Regions from separate parts of the Mus musculus genome. Here region 2 is linked to region 1. A link is a loop called in an ENCODE intact Hi-C map of the cell type or tissue named here. Cell type or tissue: heart. All regions are shown on one strand. Each heading gives the region's core, and the rest is flanking DNA. Links, peaks and the distances in the headings are about the cores only.

Region 1 (12,045 bases), core at 2,590-10,589:
CTCAACTGGCCAGGAAGAACGACGCTGCTACAGGATCCTTCTGCACACGTTTATTCAGTCCTATTTCTTCTTGTTTATATCTCCCCTGTTTATATCTCCCTTGTTTTTATATCTCCCCTGTTTATATCTCCCTTGTTTTTATATCTCCCTTGTTTTTATATCTCCCTTGTTTTTATATCTCCCCCGAACCCTGGGCCTCTCACTCTTTTATACTCTCAGTTCCCATCCACGCACAGCAGGCCACGCCCCCTCACCAGGCACGCAGCTTCAGCTAATCAGGGCAGCAGGGGCAAATCTCCATCAAAATGGATTCACCAGTATCCTGGTACACCTGCGCAGCTCTCAAGATGTTTGTGTCTTATATGAGGAAGTCAGGTGCAAGTCATATGACTTAGCTGCAGTCCCTGGCGCCTTTGGGACTGCCGCCACACCCGCTCCCCACAATTCCCCCTTTTTTCTTTTTTGGCAGAGAGAATGTCTGTAGATAGCCCCCCGCAGCCATGCCCCTTACCCGTCCTTGGGTGACAAACAGCATTGGTTTGATCCCTGTCTTAGGTTGGTGACATGCCCAGGGAGTCTTATCACTGACTACCTCTCTATCATGCCAAGCCACTCCTGGGGAGATTGTGTTTTGCTTGTGGCAGGTGCATCAAAAGGCCAGGATGTTACTTAACCTATGGCCAGATCTTAATTGCTGCAAGCAAGCCTCATGGGTGAAGGTAGAGGTCTGATCCCCAGTGTGCAAGCATAGGGGCCCTACACAAAACCATCCCTTAGGCTCATCACCCAGAGAGGTCTTGGCCAGCTCCCGTGTCGTTTTTCCTGGGGGAAGGGAACTAGGACACTGAACCTTCATGCAATCAGACATGCCTTCCACAGGATGCCAACAGCAGCTATCCTCTGTGCAGTGCTTAGCCTCGCACCCCACGGCATAACGCAGCATAATTTCTTTTAGAGCGGCAAACCGAATCTGAGGAGATTGTCCCGCCTCCACTGCAGCAAAAGCCTATGCTACCATGGCAAAAGTGCAGGCCGCACACTCTGTACCTAACACATGTGCCAAACACAAAACACACACACACTATAACAAGCATACATCCCAGGGCTCTCATCCCCGCTCATCTTCCCTGAAGCAAGGGATAGATGGCCAGAGGGGCTATCTCTTTAAGGGAAATTCAGGGATCAAAAAGCATGGAAAAATTTGAATGTCATGTCGAGCTGGTATCGGCTTCTGGAATACCGAAAGGATCTCTCATCTCGGCTCCATCCTTTGTGCTTGTGGGATCATCCACCACATCCACAGGGGCAACTGGATCAGGAGCCTCATTCTTGCAGTGTCTCACCAATCTCTCCAGCACCCAAAGAGGTTCCGTCTGGTCCTGTGGAAACACACAAACAGACCCTCTCGCCCACGTCAACACTGATCTACTCGATCCCCAGGGGGGATGGACACAATACCTCGTGGTGATGAGACCATAACTTCAATCACCTGTGTGTCCATCTGGGGAGTCAATACGAGAGTCAAGTTTTCACTGCTGAGGAGGCATAGGGAGGAGGCACAGAAGCTAATTCGCCTTCCTCCTCCGCCTCGGCTCTTTTGTTTCGTCCTTTCTGTTCACCTGATTTTACTGTGTCTTCTTTCTTTTTCCTTTTTCTTTTAAAGCCCTTCTCCTTTTCCGACATACTTTCCTGTTGCTCTGTAAGGATTTTCTGACCTGTCTTGACTGCCTCTTGATTCAAACAGTAACAGAGTCCATATATCAGAACAAACAAGACCAAAACTATCAGACCTACCCACAAAGGGTCAATGGGAGAAAAAAGCATAACTACACAGCGAGGATCTATTGATCACTACACTGAGGTTATCATAGTTCCTTAACTTGTCCCCAAACCAGGAACCTTAACTTGTCCCAAAGCCGGGAACCTTTCGTTATGTGCCTGCTTCCTGGCAACTTTATGCTCGCCTCTATTTTATCCGAGGTCCTTCCCAAACTCCTGGGGTCGCAAGTTTCACTCACTGTGAACTTACCCTTCCGGCAACCACTGACTGCTGAAAGTTCTGAACTCGGTGGGGGAGTCGGTTCCCCGTACGGGCCACCAATTGTCGCGCCCACTCTCAACCAGCAAGAACGACGCGACCACCAGTCCTTCTAACAGCAGTTTATTCAGTCTTCATCTCTCTTCTTTCTCTTCATCAGTACCTTTCCCCAGCTGAAGAGTTCTGAATCCACGCCGGATCCTTCTCAACACTCTGTTTTACGGGAACCTTTATTAACCACTTCTTCCCCGTTATGCAGTTCTGAATCCTCCCTGTAGCAGGGGGTCTTCGCTCGTGCCTGAAGATGTTTCTTGTCCCTTGTCCTGGGTCCCAGGTCTTCTCGTCCCGTCCCGAGTTTTTCTTCCCGGGTTTCAGCACCACTTGTTGCGCGCACTCAACTGGCCAGGAAGAACGACGCTGCTACAGGATCCTTCTGCACACGTTTATTCAGTCCTATTTCTTCTTGTTTATATCTCCCCTGTTTATATCTCCCTTGTTTTTATATCTCTCCCTTGTTTTTATATCTCCGCCGAACCCTGGGCCTCTCACTCTTTTATACTCTCAGTTCCCATCCACGCACAGCAGGCCACGCCCCCTCACCAGGCACGCAGCTTCAGCTAATCAGGGCAGCAGGGGCAAATCTCCATCAAAATGGATTCACCAGTATCCTGGTACACCTGCGCAGCTCTCAAGATGTTTGTGTCTTATATGAGGAAGTCAGGTGCAAGTCATATGACTTAGCTGCAGTCCCTGGCGCCTTTGGGACTGCCGCCACACCCGCTCCCCACAATCTGCCACCATGCCTCATGACCTGAGTTCCACCCCAAAGACCCACGTGGTAGAAGGAGGGAACTGACTCCTACAAGTTGTCCTCTGGCCCCTGTAAGCAGGCCATGTCACATGGGTCTCCACAGCTCCACATTACAATAGATAGATAGATAGATAGATAGATAGATAGATAGATAGATAGATAGATAGATATTTTTAAAAAGAAAATTAAGCTGGGCAGTGGTGCATGCCATTAATTCCAGAACTTGAGAGGCAGAGGCCTATGAAACTCTGGGTTCCAGGCCAGCCTGGTATACATAGTGAGTTCCATAATGAGGTCCATAATAAGTTTAAATCTGGCCACTTTCTATGTCTTAACTATGGGATAACCTGAACCAAAGGAGACACAGTACCTTCAATTAGTTCCAAAGGCCCAGCCAAAGCCCCAGTCTCCAGCTCTGGTTCTAACGTGAGCTGGAGCACGGTTCTTACGTAAGGCCAGTGGAGAGTCTAGGACTCCCTGAAGAAGCAGCACAGATGGAAGCTCAGAAATCCTACCCAAAGTCACAAAGTTTAATGCCACCACCCTTGGCGAGAAGAATGTTCTGCGGTTTCATGTCGCGGTGTAGGATGCGGTGGGAATGCAGGTAGTACAGAGCTGACACCAACTGGGCAGCGATGGCCTGAACCTAGAGGTCAGACAAGTGAGAAACAAGGTCAGAGGACGGAGCCAGCTGACAAGCCAAAGACTTCTGGAGCTGAGGCTGAAGTGATTTTCTGTTCTTTCCTTCTCTTCTAGAACTTCACCGTTCTCTATGGCCTCTTTGTTTTTTGTTCCCCTTAATTCATCCTTTTATCTGCTCATTCATTTATTCAAGGAAAATCTATTGTATCTCTCTTATTGGCTACAGGACCATGAACAAGTTCTTCTGTGCTTTCCCAGAGTCATTATCTATAAGGTGAGGATACAGTTCATACCACCAAGGGCTAGAGTATAGATAATGGAGTTAAATCGTGTAAATCAATCATCAGAAGGGCACCTGGCATGAGGAAAATAGTCTGTGCACATCAAGTGTTTTAAATAAGGGAAACTTCCTTTTCTCAAGATACACGACCCCTCAAACAAGGCAAACAAGTCAGGAAGATAATGATATTTGTTTAGTGGGGTTTAGTTGAGCCTCACAGGCCTCAGGCTGGCCTTGACCTCACTACGTATCTGAGGATGACCTTGAACTTCTGGTTCCCTTGCCTTTTTCTCACCAGCGCTGAGATTATATGTATGTGCCACCAAGTCCAGTTTTATGAATACTGGGAATCTAATCCAGAGCTTAATGCATGCTGGGCAAGTACTGTACCAACTGAGCCACACAGACCCGGTTTAAGGTGACTATTTACAAGCAGTGATGAGATTTCTGGGGTTGGAGGGTACCCACTTGTTAAGAGTATAAAGAGACCCCTAGAGTGATTGTAGGGACATTTTCCACCAAACCCTATTGCCGGCCTCTTTGTCCTAAGGGTGAATCCTAGCCTAATGGTAAGCTTCTCTTACTGCTCTAAGACTGGCCATTCTTCCTTAAAGGCATAATAACCAACATCCACAACATTAATAGTGGCTATTTATCATTTTCATGAATTAAACTATTAATCTTCAAATAGCCTTACAAGGTAGATATTATTATTATCTTCATTTTACCAATGAAGAAACTAAACACAGGCTGGGGAGATGGCTCAGTGGTTAAGAGCACAGACTGTTCTTCCAGAGATCCTGAGTTCCATTCCCAGCAACCACATGGTGACTCACAACTATCTTTAATGGGATCCGATGCCCTCTTCTGGTGTGTCTGAAGATAGCGATAGTGTAATCATATAAATAAAATTTAATTAAAATAGAATAAAAAAACACATTTAAGAAGAATTGTAAGGGGCTGAAGAGATGGCTCCGTGGCTAAGAGCACTGGCTGCTCTTCTAGAGGTCCTGAGTTCAATTCCCAGCAACCACATGGTGGCTCACAACCATTTATAAGGAGATCTGATGCCCTCTTCTGGCCTGCAGGTATTTATGCAGCAGAGACTCATACATTAATAAAATAAAATAAAATAAAATAAAATAAAATAAGAATTGTCAGGGCTGAGAAGATGGCTTTCTTGGTGAAATGCCCACTGCACAATTGTGAGGACTTGAGTTTGGGTTCTCAGCATCAACGCATCAACGTTAAAAGCTGGGCCTGGCGTCTCACATCTATAGCCCTGATGTTTTGGGGAGGGGGTAAAGATCCCTAGAGCTTGCTGGCGAGCCAGTCCAGCCAATCATCAATAGTCTTCAGGCTCAGTAAGAGATCGACTTTCAAAACATTGAAAGCAATGGAAGAAGACAGCAACCTTAACCTCTGGACTCTACATGCATGCACATGTGTGAGCACACGCACCTACACATACGTGCACATACACAAACATACCCTCATACGTACACACACTATAAAGAGAAAGGCAGACACATACGCACACGTACACATAAGCCGACTCTTGACACCCTCAGCTTGCATCTTAGCTCTTCACCGAGACAGAGATTCAAGGTGTGGGAACATTTGAGCCAGGAAGCATACCTGGTCTTCAGGAAGTTTTCCATCATCTTCCAGAATCTGAAAGAGTTCTCCTTCAGCGTAGTCTGTCACCACCACCACCTGTGAGGAGAAGGCAACATGACACTGAAAGAACAGTCACGCACTCTGTGGTTGGGAAATGCCTGGGGTCCTTGGGCTTGGAGAGAGGCAACCCAAGCCCAATACCGTCAAAACATACCTCTTTGTCAGTCTCAAAGCTGTCGAGCATATGCACAATGTTGGGATGCCACAGACCCCGCATGATTTCAATCTCTCGTTGCAGATTCCTCAGCTCTTTCTCTGAGCGCCCCAGTTTGGGGATGAACTTCAAGGCCACCACCTGCCAGTGGTAAAGTGAAGAGTCAAGGCCTAACTACACCATCAAGAAGTGCAAAGAAACTCTCATACTGGCTGAGCTGCCAGAGACACTCTCCATTCTGTCAGGCTGCCTCTAAGCAGCGCTGTAAGTGTGAGGTGTCCGGCTTGCATGGGCTATCACACATGCTGGGGCGGGCTTTGGTGTTACAGCTGTCTGTGAGTCATTTCTGATCCTGTAAGTAAACCGTCACTTATACTTGTTTAAGAAACCCCAATAAAACTCACTGGTGTGCTCTCTCTCTCTCTCTCTCTCTCTGTGCAAATATTTCAAGCTTTATCTTAGAGCTCCACAACTCAAGACTTATACTTCTTGATCAACTCTTAGTATAAATGTGAACACATACTTACCCCCCACCTCAACCCCCCCCCCCCCCCGGGTACTATGGATGTACTCTGGCTTTGTCAGCCCATCACTAAAGGGAAACAGTTACTGGCAAATAGATTCCTTTGATGGGACTCTGGGAGAGGTTTTCTGACCTAAGCAAAGGACTCAGCGTGAGATTTGGGGAAAGGAGAAGGAAAAGGTAAAGATGGAAGACCAGATTTCAAGGTGTTATCTTTTCTTAGGTAATACAAAGAACAGTGATCATTTTTGTCATTCAGTAGGTGTCAGGCATTGTATTAAGTGATTAAGTGTGAAACACATTTGATCCTCAGACCCTATCAATATTCCTCCATTGTACTGTTTGGGAAATGGAAGCATGGGATGTTAGGTAGTTTGTTCCTAGTTCTAAGGCTGGGATCTGATTCCAAGAAGTCAAATTTCTGGGCCTGTATACCCTAGGAAGTATGCTGGTGTCAGGGTCTAGAAATAAACACCGTGCAGCCCTTCTGTCCCACGTTTTTACTGGACACGTGGGTCACCAAATCCCATTTAAAAGATATCCTTGTCTACTACCTGAGCACTGTATTTTTTTCGGCCCTTATACACTCTCCCAAAAGAGCCTTCTCCAATCATCTCCAAAACGTGGTACTTTTCCATGGCAAGGGTTTCGGGGTCTCTCAGAAGGTAGAAAGAAGACGGTGACAAAGAGCTATAGATCCAGGGGTAGTTCCACACATCTGGGAGGCCTGGCTCATAACATGGGAGAAAGATACACGTTATCAACCTTGCTTTGTTCTATTTTTCACAATAACCAAGGCCTCAAAATCATGACCAGGGTGGAAAGATGATCAGGTCTTAGTGTCTCCAGCCCCACCCCCACCTCCCCACCCAGGTTAGGTGCCCATAGCACACCGGTGTTCCCTTTCCCCTCTCCACCAGCGATGCTCACACGCTCCTTCTATACTCTCCCAGGTTCCTGACACCCTCAGCTTGCCCAGCACCGCCACTCTGGCCCCGAGCAGAGGTCCCCTAACTTGCTCCCAGTCTAGACGCTCCAAGCTCCCCAGGCTGAGTTCAGGCTAGTTGCTCGGGGCCTCCCAGCTGCCTGCGTTACTTTTCTCCATTCCTCATTGATGCTCTCGTTAGTTTCCCCACTCTTACCAGTTTTACTCCCTGGAACTGATTAGAAGTTTAAAGGACAAAGCTCTCAGAGGTGTGTGACAGATGCGAACCGCCCATTGGCACTTTGTAGGGCACTTCTGTCGCTTGGCTAGCAGGCCCCACAAAGGATCTAGAGTCTTCAGTTGCCTAGAAACGGCGTCAGCTTTCTTTTACTCCGCCCCGCCCTAGTTTTCCGCCTCTAACTTCCCAAAAGGTGTTTCCGGTTCCGGCCAAGAGCCGGAGAAGACATGGCGGCGTCTGCGTCGACAGCTGCTGGGGAAGAGGACTGGTAACTTTGGGTCATAGGTTTTGGCTGGCTGCCTGGATCTGGTGCCGGGAACTAGCAACAGCTTCGGACCGTCCGAACCACGGGCATAAAGGGTGGATCAAGGGGCGAGGGATAGAAGAGACATCCTTTCGTAGGCGAGCTACTGGACCGGGAACGGAGGGAGGAGGGACGCTGATCTGAGAAGGGACTGGGTCTACGGCGGCCTTGCCAGCTGGGCCCACGCCTTATCGACCCCATTGCTCCCTACTACGGGCCTACCCCTCCCCACTTCTCCCTGATGTGATTTTTCTGGGCCCTGGAGGATGGCTTCTCATCACACCTCCCGCCTCTCGGAACGGACGCCCTCCTCGTGCCCCTAGGATCCTGCCCCTTGGACCAGTCCATTTCTGCCTACGCGTTCCTCAATCTTCCCATATTCCTGATAGCACTAATAACTATTGTCAGAAAAGCCTTACTCCCCTCATAAGCTCTCCTATTCTCTCGAGCATTCTTAATAAGAAACCAAAAGCCTTTAAAGACTTTGGGTTTTGGACATAAGATAAAAATGTGCTCACTCCATATTTAATTAGCTTGATGTGATGCTGACCAAACCAGCTAGCTCCTGCGAGTCAGTGTCAGCTATTAAAAAAAAAAAAAAGTGGGTGTGGCATTACCTCATAGAGTAGTTGGGAAGATGGATCACCATGGATTCGTAATATCCATAGGCCTGCTTTTCATTAATTGCTGAAGTATAAAACCTCAAGAGACCAAAGGACATCTGTCTGAGTTAAGGCCTTATACTGTTAGTATTAGGACAGCCTATTTCGGACCCCCATCCCCACCCCACCCCCACCTCCACCTGTAACCTATGACCTTATTTACATTTAGGTCTGTATCTTACATCCAAGGCTCAGGTGACCTAAGGTGGGCAAAGTACTGAAGGAAGTCTTAACTGAGACTGCACCTCTGTGTTCCGTTGGTTTAGGGAGCCCAGCCAGACTAGTGCTTTTCACTGTTGTGAGTGACTTCTAAGATTATGAAGGGACACCTGAGCCATGACAGAGTAGCAGTGGCTGCATTGGTCTATAGCAGCCAGAATGTCTTTTAGTAGTAGTAGTAGTAGTAGTAGTAGTAGTAGTAGTAGTAGTAGTAGTAGTAAAATAAGCTTTAAGAAGAATGCTAATAATAACCATCACTATAGAAATGATACTGGGGTGTGCTTCCTCTAGATGGAGAGGAAATGTATAAGAAAGTGGATACAGGTTTCATATCACCTGGGTAGGGCTGTGGACAATCACTCTTCTTGGATGTCATTACAGCTGTTTTTTCTATGTTTAAATGTGAACCCTCTGATTTATATCGGGGCCATGAACTCTGATCAGGGCTAACTAGGCATCCAGGGTTATGTGCACACTCAGTCCTCAGACTGCCCTTCTCGGTTTCCTTTTAAAGGGAGGGGGTAGATCACCTAGACTAGATACTGTGTCTCAGACATTTGTGCACTTTATATAAACAAATCATTTATCTCTTACAGTAGCCCTAGTGAGTATGCTCTATTATCACTAGGTGGTAGACAGTGTAACTCAGGTTTCTAAATATAAGTAACCTGACCACATAGCTTGGTAAGTAGTTTCTGCTCTACTATTAGCTACAAGGCTTATGACTCTTTCTAATGCAATATAGCTTTTATACTACCTAGACCTGTTCAACCTGATATGTCCTTTGAGGATGCTTAGACTGGCTGGTGCTGGCAAGGTTATTGGCAGTACTCAGAACACAGGGATCCATGCTAAACAGTTGTATAGGTAGGCAGCAGTAGTATTGATAACCTTGTTAATAATGAATGGGTGTCATATATGTAGGACAGAGGGAAACCCACTAAAGGATAACTTAAGCTGTAGAAATTTAAGCAGGGAACCAGGACCTGGCTCTGATTGGTCCCATTCCTCCTGGGTTAAGGTTTGGTTAGTTTTAACTCTCTGAGAATGTGTTTTCTCAAGTTAGCAGTGTGATCTCTAAAAATTTAATTCCCATGCTTTCTACCTGGCCAGTCAACTACTTGAAGAAATATTTCCCCATGTTAAAAAATAATTTGGCCAGAGAATGTATTCAGGCAGATTTTTTTTTTAAGTCAGACTTCATCAACCTTGGCAGCTTCAGCAGGAAGAGCTGCAATGGTGACTCAGTCTCCCCCTTACTCTCCAGGGTCCTTCCCTCTGAAGTTGAAGTATTAGAGTCTATCTATCTGGATGAGCTACAGGTGATGAAAGGGAATGGCAGGTACGTATTCAGCTAGGGGTGGGCAGGGGTCTCAGCCGTGAGAGAGTTCTGCACAGAATCTGGACTTAGGATACGATGAGCCTCCCCTCACAGAGGTGAAGTTTAACTACTATTCCTTTAATTGCCCCCCCCACGCCCCCCGCCGCCGCCACCACCACAGAGAAACAAGTCCAGCGTGCATTCCTCTACCTGCTTTACTGTCTCGCCCCCTCCTCCTTAGCTCTCAAGCCCCTGCCTAGTCACATCCTTCGTTTTCACTTCATCCCCCTGCAGATCACCATGGGAGATCTTTATCACTCTGCACCCTGCCACCGCAGAGGTCCAAGATTCGCAGTTTGTCTGCTTTACTCTGGTTCTTCGGATCCCAGTCCAGGTGATTCTTCTTCCACACAGTAGCAGATGGAGGCGAGGGGAGAGTCCCTAGAGCGGGCATCACTTTGATGGCTGTTTGTTGCTTTTCTGCATCAGTATCCCCACGAGGTTCCACAGATCTCCATCCGTAACCCTCGAGGACTTTCAGATGAGCAGATCCACAAGTAAGTAAGGCTAGTTGGAGCAGGGACAATTCAGAATTCAGCTCTGCCTGTGGAAGGAAGGGGGTCGCTTTAATATTGACCTCTCCGGTTTTTTCCAGGATCTCACAGGCCCTGGGCCATGTGGCCAAGGAAGGACTAGGCACTGCCATGCTCTATGAACTCATTGAGGTAAAGTGTGACGGCCTGGTAAAATGTCCTTCCTTCCAGGCAACATTATATCTATAGCCAGTACATTTAGTGTTTGTTTGCATAAGGCCTCAATTAGTCTAGAAAGATAACTCTCATGTATCTAAAAAAGAATATATATATATATATATATATATATATACATACATACATACATATATATAGAGGGGGGGGGGGAGACAGACAGCAGAGACAGAGACAGAGAGTTACAGTTGAGTAGCTCCCCTTGGGTTGTTGGTTCTAAGCATCTTGATGAAAAAGTACTTCTCCTCTTTGACCTTGTTGTAGGGTTTTTGTTATTTTATTTAGTTAGTTCTTTTCTTTCTCTTTTTGTTGTTTATTTATTTTTGGTCTTAGTTAGGGTTTCTATTGCTGTGATAAAAACACTATGATCAAAAGTAACTTAGGGAAGAAAGCATTTATTTCATCTTATACTTCCAAAGAACAGTCCATGACTGAGGGAAGTCAGAGCAGTAGCTGGAGGCAGGAACCTGAAGGCAGGAAGAAGCCATGGAGGGTGCTACTTCCTGACTTGCTCAGCCTGCTTTCTTATAGCTCCCAGGACCACCAACTCAAGGGATGGCCCACCCACAATGGTCTGAGCCCTCCCCCCTCAGTCATCAATTAAGAAAATGCCTTACATTGTGCTAGGCATTTGCCATAGGCAATGGCTTGCCTACAGGCCATTTTTATGGAGGTATTTTCTCAGATGATTCTAGTTAACCAAGGCTGGGTCTCACTGTGTGGCTCTGGCTGGCCTGAAAGAGAGAACCCTCCCAACTGCTGGGATTAAGGTGTGTGTCCCCATGCCCTGCGTTTTCTCTGCTTCAATTTCAGTACTTTTTCTTTTTTCTCTACTGAGGTTCCAACCTAAGGCTTTACAAATATTAGACAAGTGCTCTACTACTGAGCTATATCTGTAACATTTTTAAAATTTTGTAATTCTGAGAATGAGTTACAAGGTGGTCAAGCAAGCCTGAAACTGGTGACGTCCTGTCCCTGTCTCCCTGGTAGTTGGTATTATAAGCCAAGGCATAGTGGTTGGGAGGTGGAAGCAAGAGAATCCATAAGTTCAGAGCACCTTTAGCTACACAGCAAGTTCAAGGATGGCTTGGGCTACCTCAGACTCTATCTTTAGAAAAGAGAAAGAAAATTGTATATTCTTTCTAGTTAAGTAAACAACTCACATAACACAAAGGCAGAGTAACAAAATATATAGGTAACTTTTCTTGTTTGAGGTTAAAAACACACAAGCAGCCGGGCAGTGGTGGCACACGCCTTTAATCCCAGCACTTGGGAGGCAGAGGCAGGCGGATTACTGAGTTCGAGGCCAGCCTGGTCTACAGAGTGAGTTCCAGGACAGCCAGGGCTACACAGAGAAACCCTGTCTCGAAGAAGAAAAAAAAAAAAAAAGTAAAAACACACAAGCATGGTCACCCTTATTTCCTACTGGGGTTCATGAAGGAAAATGTTCAGAGTAAGGTGAAGATGGGTGGGGGCACATA
Region 2 (12,045 bases), core at 2,155-10,154, 710 kb before region 1:
GTGTGTGTGCCAATGAGACATGTCAGCTCCTGGCATCCTGGCAGTACCCCCATTACTTTAAGAATGATGATAAGCATTCTCCTTCCAGAGATTGCTTCAGATGTGGCAAGCTGCTACTGGGCACAAAACTGCCCTTGCTTCTACTGCTGACAGTATGCTGTCCAAGCTGTGGGCAAGCAGGACACAAAGAACGTTGACTGCCAAACTCTGGCAGGACAAGGTAGAGAAGTCCTTTACAGTTCCTGCTTCACAGAAAAATCTGTCAGATATTCTGGGCCAGTATGTTGAAGCGATGGATGCTCCCATGTTGCAGAGGAATCGTGGGTGGCTGTCCAGGCAGCCAGCAGTCTCTGTCCTTTCTGTAGTTTTAGAAGTTGCTTACTCTGCACTTCCTGTTTATTCAGGTAGTATTTATCTTTCTCAGGTCTCTAATGGGTTTGAATACTAGATAGTTATAGTCTCACAGTTAAGCTTACGTTGTTTAGGATTTAATAAAATGTTTAAAGGACTAAAAAGATGGTTTTAGGTTGATAAATGCAAGTTATGATAGAAATTGATTTAGGTACAGAACTTGGGACTCGTCAAGATAGGCCAGATAGTAGAGTACTTTCTCCAAGGTTGCCAAATACAAACAGACTGGACATTGTGAATGTAATTCTTATCTGATAGTATATAGTTTATTGATGTTAGAGAAAGAGTCTTCTTTTTAGATAAAAGAAGAGAAATGTTGCAGGATATTTAATCACATTATGAACACCATGCTTGTGAACTGGAAAAAAAAAACAGTTTCTTGTTGTGGTGTGGCTCAGCTGTAGCACACACCTTTAATCCTAAAGCTTTCTGTAAACAGGATTGAATAAAGTCAACCATAAGTCATGAGGCAGAGCAAGCAACCAGTTGATGGGGAGTAAACATAAGAAAACCCAGGAGGTAGAAAGGAGGGACACTGAGTTGAAGGGTATCTAAGACAGCATGAAGGAGGAGAAAGGGCTTTTTCTCCATGGGACATAGGTAGAGTAAGGAGGTCAGCTCGGTGCTTTCTCTGTCTCTCTGAGCTGGCAGGTTTCACTCCAGCATCTGGCTTCTGAGTCTTCACTGGTAAAATTGAATGTTTTGAGATTTTGTTTTTTAAAGAACAAAGAGTGGTATCCACTCACAATCCCACTACCCAGGAAGCTGAGACAGAAGAAACAAGAGTTCATGTTCAGCCTGGTCTACATAATGGCTACCTGGCCAGCCTGAGTCACATTGTCATACACTGTCTCAATCACAGCAGTAAAATCAGGCTGGAAGTGTGGCTCAGTGGTAGAGTGCTCATCTAGCATCCACAGCAACCTGGGTCTAGTCCTCGGCTCCGAAAAAGAGAAATCTAGCAATGTCTTATGTCTACTGGTAAACCCTGTGTCTTAGGGTTTCATTGTTGTGAAGAGACACCATGACCACTGCAACTCATAAAGGGCAACATTTAATTGGGGCTGGCTTAGAGGCTCAGAGGTTCAGTCCATCATCACTATGGGAGGAAGCATGGCAGCATCCAGGCGGGATGGAGGAGCTTAAACTTCTACCTTTTGTTCCAAAGACAACTAGGAGAAGACTGGCTCCCATGTGGCTTGGAGGAGGGTCTCATTGCCAACCCCCACAGTGACACACTTCCTCCAACAAGGCCACACCTCCTTATAGTGCCACTCCCTGGACCAGGCATATTCAAACCACTGCATCCTGATTTTCTCCATTTCTAAAAACTTCCCAGATACTGATTGTGTTGGCCAACTTGATACCAGATAACGCAGATCCTACAGTACAGAGACAGTAGAAATAAGATCAAGTCTTATAATCCCATAGTTGGGGAGGCTGAGGCAAGAGGCTCACTGCGAGTTGGAGGCTAGCATGAATTAGATATGGCCCAAGAGCAGTGTGGGCTACTTGGTGATACCCTGTCTCAACACACACACACACACACACACACACACACACACACAGAGGGGAAAGAAAACGGGGGAGAGGATACCAAGTCACATTGCATTGCAGACAAGACAGACAAGCAGGGCATCTTTACTATAGCTTCAGACTGAGTCAGCCAACTTCATGTGAGCCAGAGCAATATGCTGAGCAGTGATTGAAAGGGAGATCAGGCTGCTGCTCGCTGAACAGAAGCAAGCAGCAAAGTTTCATTGATTTTCCTGGAATGGATTAAGGCTTAGTAATTGCCCATTGGTCATGGGAAAGATTTCAAAAGATCTTTTCCTTCTTGGGCACAAACATTCTGGTCTTGTGGCTTGCAGGCTAATGTGTAGTGACTTAACCCAGGAACCACCAAGTCACTCATTGTCACACAAATGTCCTGGCCCCTTCATTTAGTCTGAACGTCCTGATGAGGCTGAGGAAGTGCAGGTGCTTGAGCTGTTTGGAGAGGAAAAGGGCAGGGTATAAGATACTCAACACAGCCGTAATGGCGACAGGCCGCACTAATCCAGCACTATAGTCTTAGACAATTTAAAAGTGTGTGTGTGTGTGTGTGTGTGTATGTATGTGTGTATGTATGTGTGTGTGTATGTGTGTGTGTATGTGTGAGTGTGTGTGTGTGTATGTGTGTGTGTGAGTGTGCGTATGTGTGTGTGTATATGTGTGTGTATATGTGTGTGTGTGTATGTGTGTGTGTGTGTATGTATGTGTGTGTGTGTGATGGGTTTGTGTGTGTGTGTGTGTGAGTGTGGACTTGCTCATGCCAGGGCAAACATGAGGGCAGATGACAATTTTCAGAAGTCAGTTCTCTCCTTCCACCTTATAGGCTCCTACAGGGACAGGGACAATATGAAAGAAAGATGTGCCAAGACTTTTGACCCATTCAAAAATCTGAAGTACAAGTCCAAAGGATGAGTCCATGTTTTTAGCAAAAGTGACTTCAAGTTTCTGCAAAGCAACTACTATCACAGCCTGATGCCAGAGGTGACATAGCAAAGCTGGAGGGACAGTCCCTGTGCAGCTCAGTGCGCTCTAATCACTGAGCCATCTCTCCAGCCCCCAGTCTGGTATTTCATTGGCAGTATGTTTCATAGCAAGGATGGTGAGTGTGGGTGGAGTACTGACCTGCACCAGTTCATGAGAACTGACTGTGAGATTCCCAAGGATTCGGTGACCCTGTTGTTAACCGCAGCAATCCTCAAAGCATTATGGTACAATTAAGCAAATTATATTGCAGAGACAGTTAAAATTTAAAACCATCAGCTTTTCCACTATCGTACCACATTTTAAACTTTCTGCTGTACAGGTTACTTATGTCCAGTGCATCTGCCGGGCAGAAGCACACACAGTGGCTTGCTTTTCTGTACAACTCTTCCCAAATCCGTGTCTAGCTCTAGTGGCATCACGTTCATAGCTTGAAAACAGCCATATGGAATATTTACATTTCAGAACATCGAGTGTAAAGGCAAGTGTTACCCCAAGCCTTTTTCAATGCCTGACATCGCCAAGCGTTTCCGGTTTTGTTTACCTCATCAATTAAAACAGAACATCATTTTAAACTCACATTTCCTAGGTTGACATGAGACGGGCTTTCATATGTTCATGACTTGGAGTTTAATAGCATCTCTCGCTCTCATAAATACTACTTTTAAAATATGTCTGTACTTTCTGCTTAGTTAATACACAGGACCCCAAATACTTAGTTGGATTCAACGATGCAGAACCCACTCATATGGAGAACCATACCCTGTTTTAGCTATCAGTAGCTTAGAATGTAGCCCCTCCCCCACGTAACCAGACCTTAGAGAACAGATGAGAACATCCTTCCCATGGTCCACTTAGCACTCAGCTTCATACATAATGCGACTTACATAATTATTAATGAGTAATTAATTAACTGTACAAATGAGTAGGGATACAATGATATCTAAAGGATGATTAAGAAGCTACACAGATGTAGTCTGTCACCCACTGAACGGATCTTGAAACTGCCCCCTTTGAAGTGAGGGTGGCAGGACCTTTCCAGAATCTATCCCTGTTCATTTCCATCCCAAGTATAAAAGCAACAGATGCCCCCCACCCCCACCCCAGAGACCTGTGATCCCTGGAAAGACTATTTTTACACTCATGGTAGGTCGACTCTGTTTTGAACCTCAAAGCCACAAGAGTCCTGATCCATCGATGTATGGATGAGTTTTAAGATTGCTATTCAACATTCTTGACATGGAAACATAATATTGGAATTGCCCCCCTCAACTGCTTTAAGGAGTAGAAAGAGCCAGTAGGGGCGGCTCATGCCTGTATCTCCAACAATTGCAAGACTGAGGCAGGATTGCCATGGATTTGAGGCCAGCCTGGGCTACATAGTGAGCTCTGGAAAAGCCTGAACAAAACTGAAATCCTGTCTGAAAGAAAAAAAAAATCATGAGTATCAGAATCAAACCTCAGGGCCACCCAAACAGCTGTGTTGAAAAGGTCACTGACTTCTGTGTTCCTCTGAGACCTACTAAGTAGCATAACATTTAACCAAAGAGGATAGAAAAAAGCCTACGAAAGTCTCTTGCAGTTGTTCTAGGCTCTGCACACTAATTTATGGAGTCATAAGCCCAGCTGTGCCATCCATTTGTAACTAGAGACAGATTACTCTCATAATTCCGTTGTCTACAAAATGCTGACAGTAAAATTGTGAGAATTACATACGATAACGTTTATCATAACATAAACTCATGGAAGTCAGCGGCTGTGCTAACACCACCGGGGCGCTAGAGCGCGCTGCCGCCGCCGCGGTGGGCCGTCCTGCCTGAGGGTGCTCCAGGAGCGGAACGCCTCGCAGCGGCTTCGAGGCCGCTGACAAAGGAAAGGGCGGAGGGGGGGGGGTCAACGCCTGGAGGACTCGACTTGATGGAGGCGGGGCGAGAGAGGCATCAGGGGCGGGGCCTGCCAAGGAAGCCCGGACAGCGGAGACAAGGTCTGGAGAGTAGGCGTGACGGGGCGGAGCTAGTGGCGCAATGAGGGCGGGTCATGAGACGTGGCTCCTAACGGGGCAAAGCTAGTGGAACAGTGGGGCGGGGCGCGGTGTGACTGGAGCTGACTAGTCCACGTGGTTAGAACGCAGCCTGATTGGAGGAAGGCGGGTCGGTGAGGCGGGAGCGGAACCGGAACGCGTCCTGACAGGGGCGGAGCTCTCGGAGTAGTGAGGGCGGGACGCGGCCTGACTGGCACAGAGCAGTCAGCGTGTTTGGAACCAGGCCTGACGGGAGCTGAGCGAGTAGCGGGAGGGGGCGGAACCCGACCGAGGCCTGACAGGGGCGGAGCTCGCGGAGCAGCGGGGGCGGGGCGAGGCCTGGTAGAGGCGGAGTCCCGGTGCGGCCTGACGAGAGGCGGAGCCCACAGCTCGGCGAAGGCGAGGCCTGATCCGGGAGGGAGGAGCGGAGCGTCAGGGGCGGGCCGGAGTCCGGCTCCTGGAGCGGAGTGCGGTGGGGCTATGCAGGTGTGTTGCTGTTGCCGGTCCCGCCTCCACTTCGGCTCGGTGGCAGGCCGCGCGCCCTTTCGGAGCTAAGCTTAAGGCGGCGCTGACACGGGCGTACTCCGGTTTCAAAGTAAAACTGAAACCCTCCGAGGTGGCCTGACCTTCCCGGAGCCGGAAGGGCTGTCTAGTGACTGACGGGGCTAAGGGACAGGTGTAGTGGTGCTTTGATTCCGGACACGGTGGCGCGCCGGCTAGTGGCCTTTCCAGCTTTGAGGTCCTCTTGGAGGCGGGATTTCCTAGCTGGGCGGGGCGTGGATTATCTGATTAGGGGGCGGGCCTTTCCGATCCTGTACTCCAGGGACAAAACTGGGTGGAGGTCCTCTTGCCCTGGGACTGAACCTTTGAGCCGAGAGCGATCGAGCTAGGAATCCACATCTGTCGCCAGTGAAGTCCTCGGAAGCAGAGGTTGAGCCTTGGGGCTCTCATTTCTAGGGGGCTGAAAGAGGGATCCTAGACCCGGCAGCCACCTGAACTCTCCACTTCTCCCTGTAGATGGCTATGAACGGCAGGGCTCGGAAAGAGGCCATCCAGGCCACAGCCCGAGAGCTCCTGAAGTTCGTGAACCGGAGTCCCTCTCCTTTCCACGGTAGGTGACCAGGGTTAGGGAGGCTAGGAGTGGGAGTGACTTGACCAACTTCCATCGCTGAGAGAGCCCTTTTCCTACAGTCGTGGCTGAGTGCCGCAGCCGCCTCCTCCAGGCTGGCTTCCGTGAACTCAAGGAAACAGAGGGCTGGGATATCGTACCAGAAAACAAGGTACTAAGGGATAGCGTGGGGGCAGACACTATTGCAAAGGCCTGTGTCCCGGATCATAAAGCAACTCACGCCCCTGTCTTTCAACTCTCTCCCCCAGTACTTCTTAACCAGAAACTCCTCCTCCATCATTGCTTTTGCTGTGGGGGGCCAGTATGTTCCTGGCAATGGCTTCAGCCTCATTGGGGCCCACACGGACAGTCCCTGTCTCAGGGTAAGAAGTTAGGACTTGTTTGGACTGAAGGGAGGTGTGGGGGGGGGCGGTTGGGAAGAAGAGATCCTGGAGGTAGAGTTTGCAAGGCCCTATCCCAAGGTCCCGGGAAGAAGGTAGACCCGCCCCATGCTCTCATGTTCCCCACATACACTTTCAGCTGTCAACTGATGTGCTATCTGCTCTGTATAACTTACTGCCTGAGTCTCCCTTCCAGATGTTGTCTTTCAGACATTCCCTTTTTTCTCATTCTTACGCTCAGGTGAAACGCAAATCGCGCCGAAGCCAGGTGGGCTACCACCAGGTCGGTGTTGAGACCTACGGCGGTGGGATCTGGAGCACATGGTTCGACCGGGACCTGACCTTGGCTGGACGCGTCATTATCAAGGTGGTATCGAGGGGCTAGGAACTGGGGAGGCTCTCACTTCCGGCAGCCTGAAGCTTGAATGTCTTCCCATTTCTTAAGTGTACCAGTGAAGAGTCCTCGTGGGGAAGAGGGGACATGATTATTCTGGGTTTAGTAAGGGATTTTATCAGCTGGATTTGGGAGGTGCCCAGTTCTGACCTGGCCGGTTGGCCACAGTGCCCTACCTCAGGCCGGCTGGAGCAGAGGCTCGTCCATATAGAACGGCCCATCCTGCGCATCCCACATCTGGCCATCCATCTGCAGCGAAATATCAATGAGAACTTTGGGCCCAACACAGAGATCCACCTGTGAGTCCACATTCGAGCCAGGGTTGTGATGGCTGTGAGGGTGGGATATGGCACTGGGGAACAGAGGACCACCCCTTAGTGGTCAAGTTCCACGTTTGGAAACCAGTTCTATCCATTTGGGGAGTGCGCTGGGAATCAGTCGGAGGACTAGAAGTTCATGGCTGTCCCTCTCCCTTCTCTCAACCCATTTCCCCACAGAGTCCCTATTCTTGCCACAGCAGTTCAGGAAGAGCTGGAGAAAGGGACTCCTGAACCAGGGCCTCTCGGTGCCACTGTAAGAAGCTCCCCTGGCCCGGAGAGGGTGGGCAGAGGGGAGCAGACCAGTCCCCTAGAGGGGCAAAGGATGAGCAGGTCCACCTTCCAACATCCCCTGCCTTACAGGATGAGCGGCACCACTCGGTCCTCATGTCCCTGCTCTGTACCCATCTGGGCCTGAGTCCTGACAGCATCATGGAGATGGAGCTCTGCCTGGCAGACACCCAGCCTGCAGTAAGGAGTGGCTGTAGGCCCTCGTGGTGGGGTCCTCCAGGGTCCCTGTCAGCCATAGCATATCCCCGAAGCTCCTCAGTTAGTCTCATCCTTGTTCTTCCCAGTTGGTGGCACTTCCTCTGCTTTCAGTAGTTCCCAGATAAGCAGAGCATCTCCCCAGAAGACCGTCCTACTGAGACTGGGGGTGATGTGTGACATGGCCCCTGTCTGCTCTGAACCTCTGAGGGCAAGAGGCCTGGTGCCTTCCAAGTGCTAAGTAGGGAGCTGCTAGTCTTTGGCTCCTTGGTCCTATGTTTGTGTTAGCTGTTTTCTTCCTTTTAGTCGGCATTGTTTTGTTTTTATTAGACAGGGTTTCTCTGTGTAGCCCTGGCTATGCTGGAACTATGTAGACCAGGCTGGCCTCCAACTTAGAGGTCCGCCTGCCTCTGCCACCCAAGTGCTGGGATTAAAGGTGTGCCCCACCATCGCTGGCTGCTTTTCTTTTTTTTGGTGACTGACCACTTAGCCCTCCTTTGGCCTGCCCCTCTGAGACAAGTCAGATGCTGTAGGATGCCCTTTCCTGGCCTTCATTCTCTGCTGAACAGCAAGAATAGTTTCCTGAGCCAACAGTCAAGAGTTGCTCTGGCCCTTGGGAACAGGGAGAAGTGGTGAGGGCCCGGGCACTTAGGTGTTCCTCCTGTCTTTCTAGGTCCTGGGTGGAGCCTATGAAGAGTTCATCTTCGCTCCTCGACTGGACAATCTGCACAGCTGCTTCTGTGCCCTGCAGGTGAGAAGCCAGAGCAGCCCAGGCAGCACGAGAGCTGGGGAGACATGGCTGCTTAGCCAGGCCTTCACCCTGTTGGCACTGGGAAGGGCCCATGCACTGTAGCCTTGACATCACTATTACTGTGCTGCTCTGGGACCAGGAGCTGACAGTGTTCAGGGTGCCATGGTGTCTTTTACTTTTCCTTAATGACCTCTGTCTGAAAACAGGCCTTGCCACCATGAAAAACAATTCTCACTTTCTTCTGCTTCTCTCATTCTGCCTCTGACTTAAAGCTCCTCCTTGTCCCCTGCCAGCCTTCTTTGGGATCCTTGGGACCTCAGTAGGGCTGTCTGTACCTCTTGGTCACCTTCATGTTCTTCACTGTCTCTCTCCCCCAGTCAGGCTGTTTCTCAGCTTTCTACCCTTTGCCCCTCCTCTGCTTTCTAACCTGCCTTTCCCTGCCTGTCTGTGACTGGAGATAGGCTTTGGGTGGTAACTGTAGCTCCGGGGCCTGTGTCTGCTTCTGAGCCAGCCAGCTGGGTTGTTCATGGACATGTCTAGAGCTGTTAACAGAAGCCCATCAGTTTGACTGATCTTCATAATCATTGGCCTCCCAGGACTTATAGTTTCAGTCTGTCTTCAACATTATCCTCCTGCCTTCTGCATGGGAGTGTATGAGAGCAAATGCTCAGAGAATGGATTTACTTATCCCACTAGAAAGGTCCTACTCCACCTGCCAGGCAGGACCCTAAGAGAAAGGTTGCGAGAGCCCAGCCCACTTCCCTGGCAGGGCAGCATGTCCCTCCCAGGTCCTGGCAGACAAAGTTGTAAGAAGCAAAGGTCAGGGATAATGAGCCTGTCTCCTCCCCATCTAGGCATTGATTGATTCCTGTGCATCCCCTGCCTCTCTGGCCAGGGATCCACATGTGCGCATGGTCACACTCTACGACAATGAAGAGGTATGTGGAGGGCTGGGGCAGAGGTCCCTCAGTGGAGTAGTCAGTAACTGCCTGGTGGCCCACACTCAGAGCGAGCCAGGGCATTCTAGAGGCCCCAAAGAGGGAGGAAGGAGAGCTGCCAGTGCTCCCATAGCACTTGTTCCCTCCTGGCCCTGCATAGATTTTTATAATGGATTCCATAGCCTGTATTCTATGTGTACCTTGCTGCATTCCTACCCCAAGGATGGGGCCACTACACAGGTCATCCTTTCAGGTCTGTGGCTTGGCACATAGCGGGTTGTCAGCTATGTTGTTTAGCTGTAATCTTGAGATGCTATAGTGGAGCTTGACAGGTAGATGTTCTCTTTCATGTAACTCCCTGGGTCAGCTAGTGGTTTGGATAGGTCTCTGGTCTATTATGCTAGTTGGCTATTCCATCTCTGGCTATCATGTCTATACCCAGTCAGCAGTAAAGGAGAGGGCAGAGAGAATAGATGCCTTTGTCTTCAAGAGTGTGGTCTGGAAATGGAATTCATTATTGCTCACATTCACAGAACCCAGTGTGGCCACATTCAGTTACAAAGGAAACTGGGAATGCTGTCTCTAGCTGGGTAGTTAGTTATATAGCTTTAACACCTGCCTAGCCCTGGGTGTAAATGTGGGGGACCAGTGTGGAAACCTCCATCAGTAAATGCTATTTCTAGTCCATGAATGACTGGGAATTAGTCTGGCCCTAGTCTACTGTCATATGTTCAGAAAGGAGAGTCTCTAAGGATACTTCTCTCTACCAAGTGACTCAGGTGGATCCCGGGCCATCCTGAACACTTTTACAGTCCAGGCGCATGTCCAGATTCCCACAGTCAAATCTCTGCCATCTCCAGGTGGGGTCAGAGAGTGCACAAGGAGCACAGTCCCTGCTGACGGAGCTGATACTACGGCGCATCTCAGCCTCACCTCAGCGTCTGACTGCCTTCGAGGAAGCCATACCTAAGTCCTTCATGATCAGTGCAGACATGGCCCATGCTGTGCACCCAAACTACTCGTGAGTCTTCATACCAGACAGTACTTATGCTAGAGACGCGGCATAGCCCACTTGCAGGCTAGTTCCTGGGCCTGCCTTTCTCCATCTGCTGGGAGGTTCAGGAGTCTTCCATTTGATTATTCCAAGGCCAGACTTATGCAAAGCCATGTGTTGCCTAAGCCGGGTGTATATATTAAGTAAGCTTTGTCTGTGACCTTGCTTCCTTTCATGGCTAGAATCTGCCTGAATCGTTTGTTCTGATGCCCTTGAGGACACGCAGGGCTAGGTGGGAAAGAGTGCCATGATCCATTAGTGCCATCTGCCTTGGAAGGGGTAGTGGCTGTTGACAGCCCCCACCACAGTGTGCCATCCTGATCTTTATCACCTCTCACAGGGACAAGCATGAAGAAAACCACCGGCCTTTGTTCCATAAGGTAAGATGCTGCTTCTCAAAGATGTGGCGGCCTGGCCGACTCTGGCCTCTGTGGTTCACACAGGCCTCACATCATCTCTGTTCTGGGACTTTTGCCAGGGTCCTGTGATCAAGGTGAACAGCAAGCAGCGCTACGCCTCTAATGCAGTGTCTGAGTCCATGATTCGAGAGGTGGCTGGCCAAGTTGGGGTGCCCCTGCAGGTGAGTGTGCATCTTTTCTAGGAAGGCTTGGTGGAGGGAGCAGAATAAAGACATAAACTGATGAGCTCCCAGTAAGTGAGGAGCATAGGAGAGAGACTTTAGTGGAGGGAGTCCCAGTGAATGAGAAGATCTGGGGTTTGGGGTGCAGAGCTAGATGCAGTGCTGGCTTTGTTGTGGTGACTTTGGCCTAGTTTGCTAAGCTGTCTTGAGTTTTTGTGTGCCCATTGGTAAAGTGAGGGTGATAATGAGCCCTACCCTGCTGATCTCTGTAAGGATTACTCCTGCCACCTGGTAGGTTAGTCCTGCCCCTTTTCCTTCTATAACCCCATGTCTCTGTGTCTTTCTTTACTTTTACTTCAACCCAGAAGGAAGATTCAGGACTGGTGAGCCTAGAACCCCAAGTGTTCATTTTCCCTCTGGCCTGAGATCACCCATCACTGTCCTTAGGGCACTACATGAGTACACACACTCCACATCAGAGACTTGGCCCAGGCCAGTCCATCGATGGACAACACCCAAGTTCTGGGAGAGGCAGGACCAGACAAGGGCCGTCTCTGCATCAGTGTCTCCATCTTGTCCCATGTAATGTCTGATCATTCCACTCACAGAGAGGTCTCTGGGAGGAAGTGAGAGGCAGCTGCTGAGAAACAAATACCATGGGGAGGTCCAGAGGGCGAACATCTCAGCCAGAGGGAACAAACAGAAAGATCCCCAGGGGGAAAAGGAATGAGTTAGTCTAGTAGCAGAAGAGAAGGCCCAAGTTGAGAGCAAGAGGGACAGGAGAAGAGACTCACCTAGACCAGTTTGCTTCTGAAGCTCTTCTGGTGCTGGGCCGGGCCTCAACTTCTTTGCATGACCCCTTCAGTCCTGAACCTTCAACTGCCACTGAGGCTGCACCTTCACCAGTCACCTTCACCAGTGGCCTCTCAGTGCCTCTTAGTTCCAAGCCTCAGCTGCTCTCCACGACCCCTTCATGCCTTCACAACCAGTACCACCTGGGTGACTCTTACACATTATCAAGTCCGCCTGCAGCACAAAGTACAACCTTGG

The links. Hi-C counts contacts between places; a loop is a spot of excess contacts. Peaks named below come from ENCODE experiments on the same cell type or tissue, not always from the same donor. Only the 100,000 strongest peaks of a DNase experiment are listed, where the experiment ranks them.
Region 2: it touches region 1 in a loop (5-fold over the local background); 6 of 42 quality-filtered maps call a loop at or near these places.

Annotation. Positions count from the first base shown.
Region 1 is chr1:74,596,839-74,608,883 of GRCm38, reverse strand. Rnf25 (ring finger protein 25) reads left to right here and starts at 7,487. Exons shown (of 10, transcript NM_021313.3): 1 at 7,487-7,559; 2 at 9,744-9,818; 3 at 10,092-10,191; 4 at 10,287-10,354; 5 at 10,453-10,522. The coding sequence starts at 7,519. Stk36 (serine/threonine kinase 36) reads right to left here and starts at 7,429. Exons shown (of 27, transcript NM_175031.3): 1 at 7,271-7,429; 2 at 6,683-6,855; 3 at 5,606-5,746; 4 at 5,410-5,487; 5 at 3,365-3,495. The coding sequence starts at 6,766. In heart, for the core only: no CTCF peak of the experiment used is centred there; a DNase peak (open chromatin) is centred at 7,473; H3K4me3 peaks cover 1,802 bases; H3K27ac peaks cover 1,273 bases.
Region 2 is chr1:75,310,742-75,322,786 of GRCm38, reverse strand. It overlaps Dnpep (aspartyl aminopeptidase), which reads left to right and starts at 5,770. Exons shown (of 15, transcript NM_016878.4): 1 at 5,770-5,896; 2 at 5,984-6,077; 3 at 6,158-6,246; 4 at 6,344-6,457; 5 at 6,717-6,842; 6 at 7,038-7,168; 7 at 7,367-7,442; 8 at 7,550-7,657; 9 at 8,346-8,423; 10 at 9,278-9,361; 11 at 10,222-10,382; 12 at 10,756-10,795; 13 at 10,894-10,995. The coding sequence starts at 5,984. In heart, for the core only: CTCF peaks have their summits at 4,697 and 5,657; DNase peaks (open chromatin) are centred at 5,026, 5,726, 7,136, 7,596 and 1 weaker place; H3K4me3 peaks cover 2,529 bases; H3K27ac peaks cover 2,872 bases.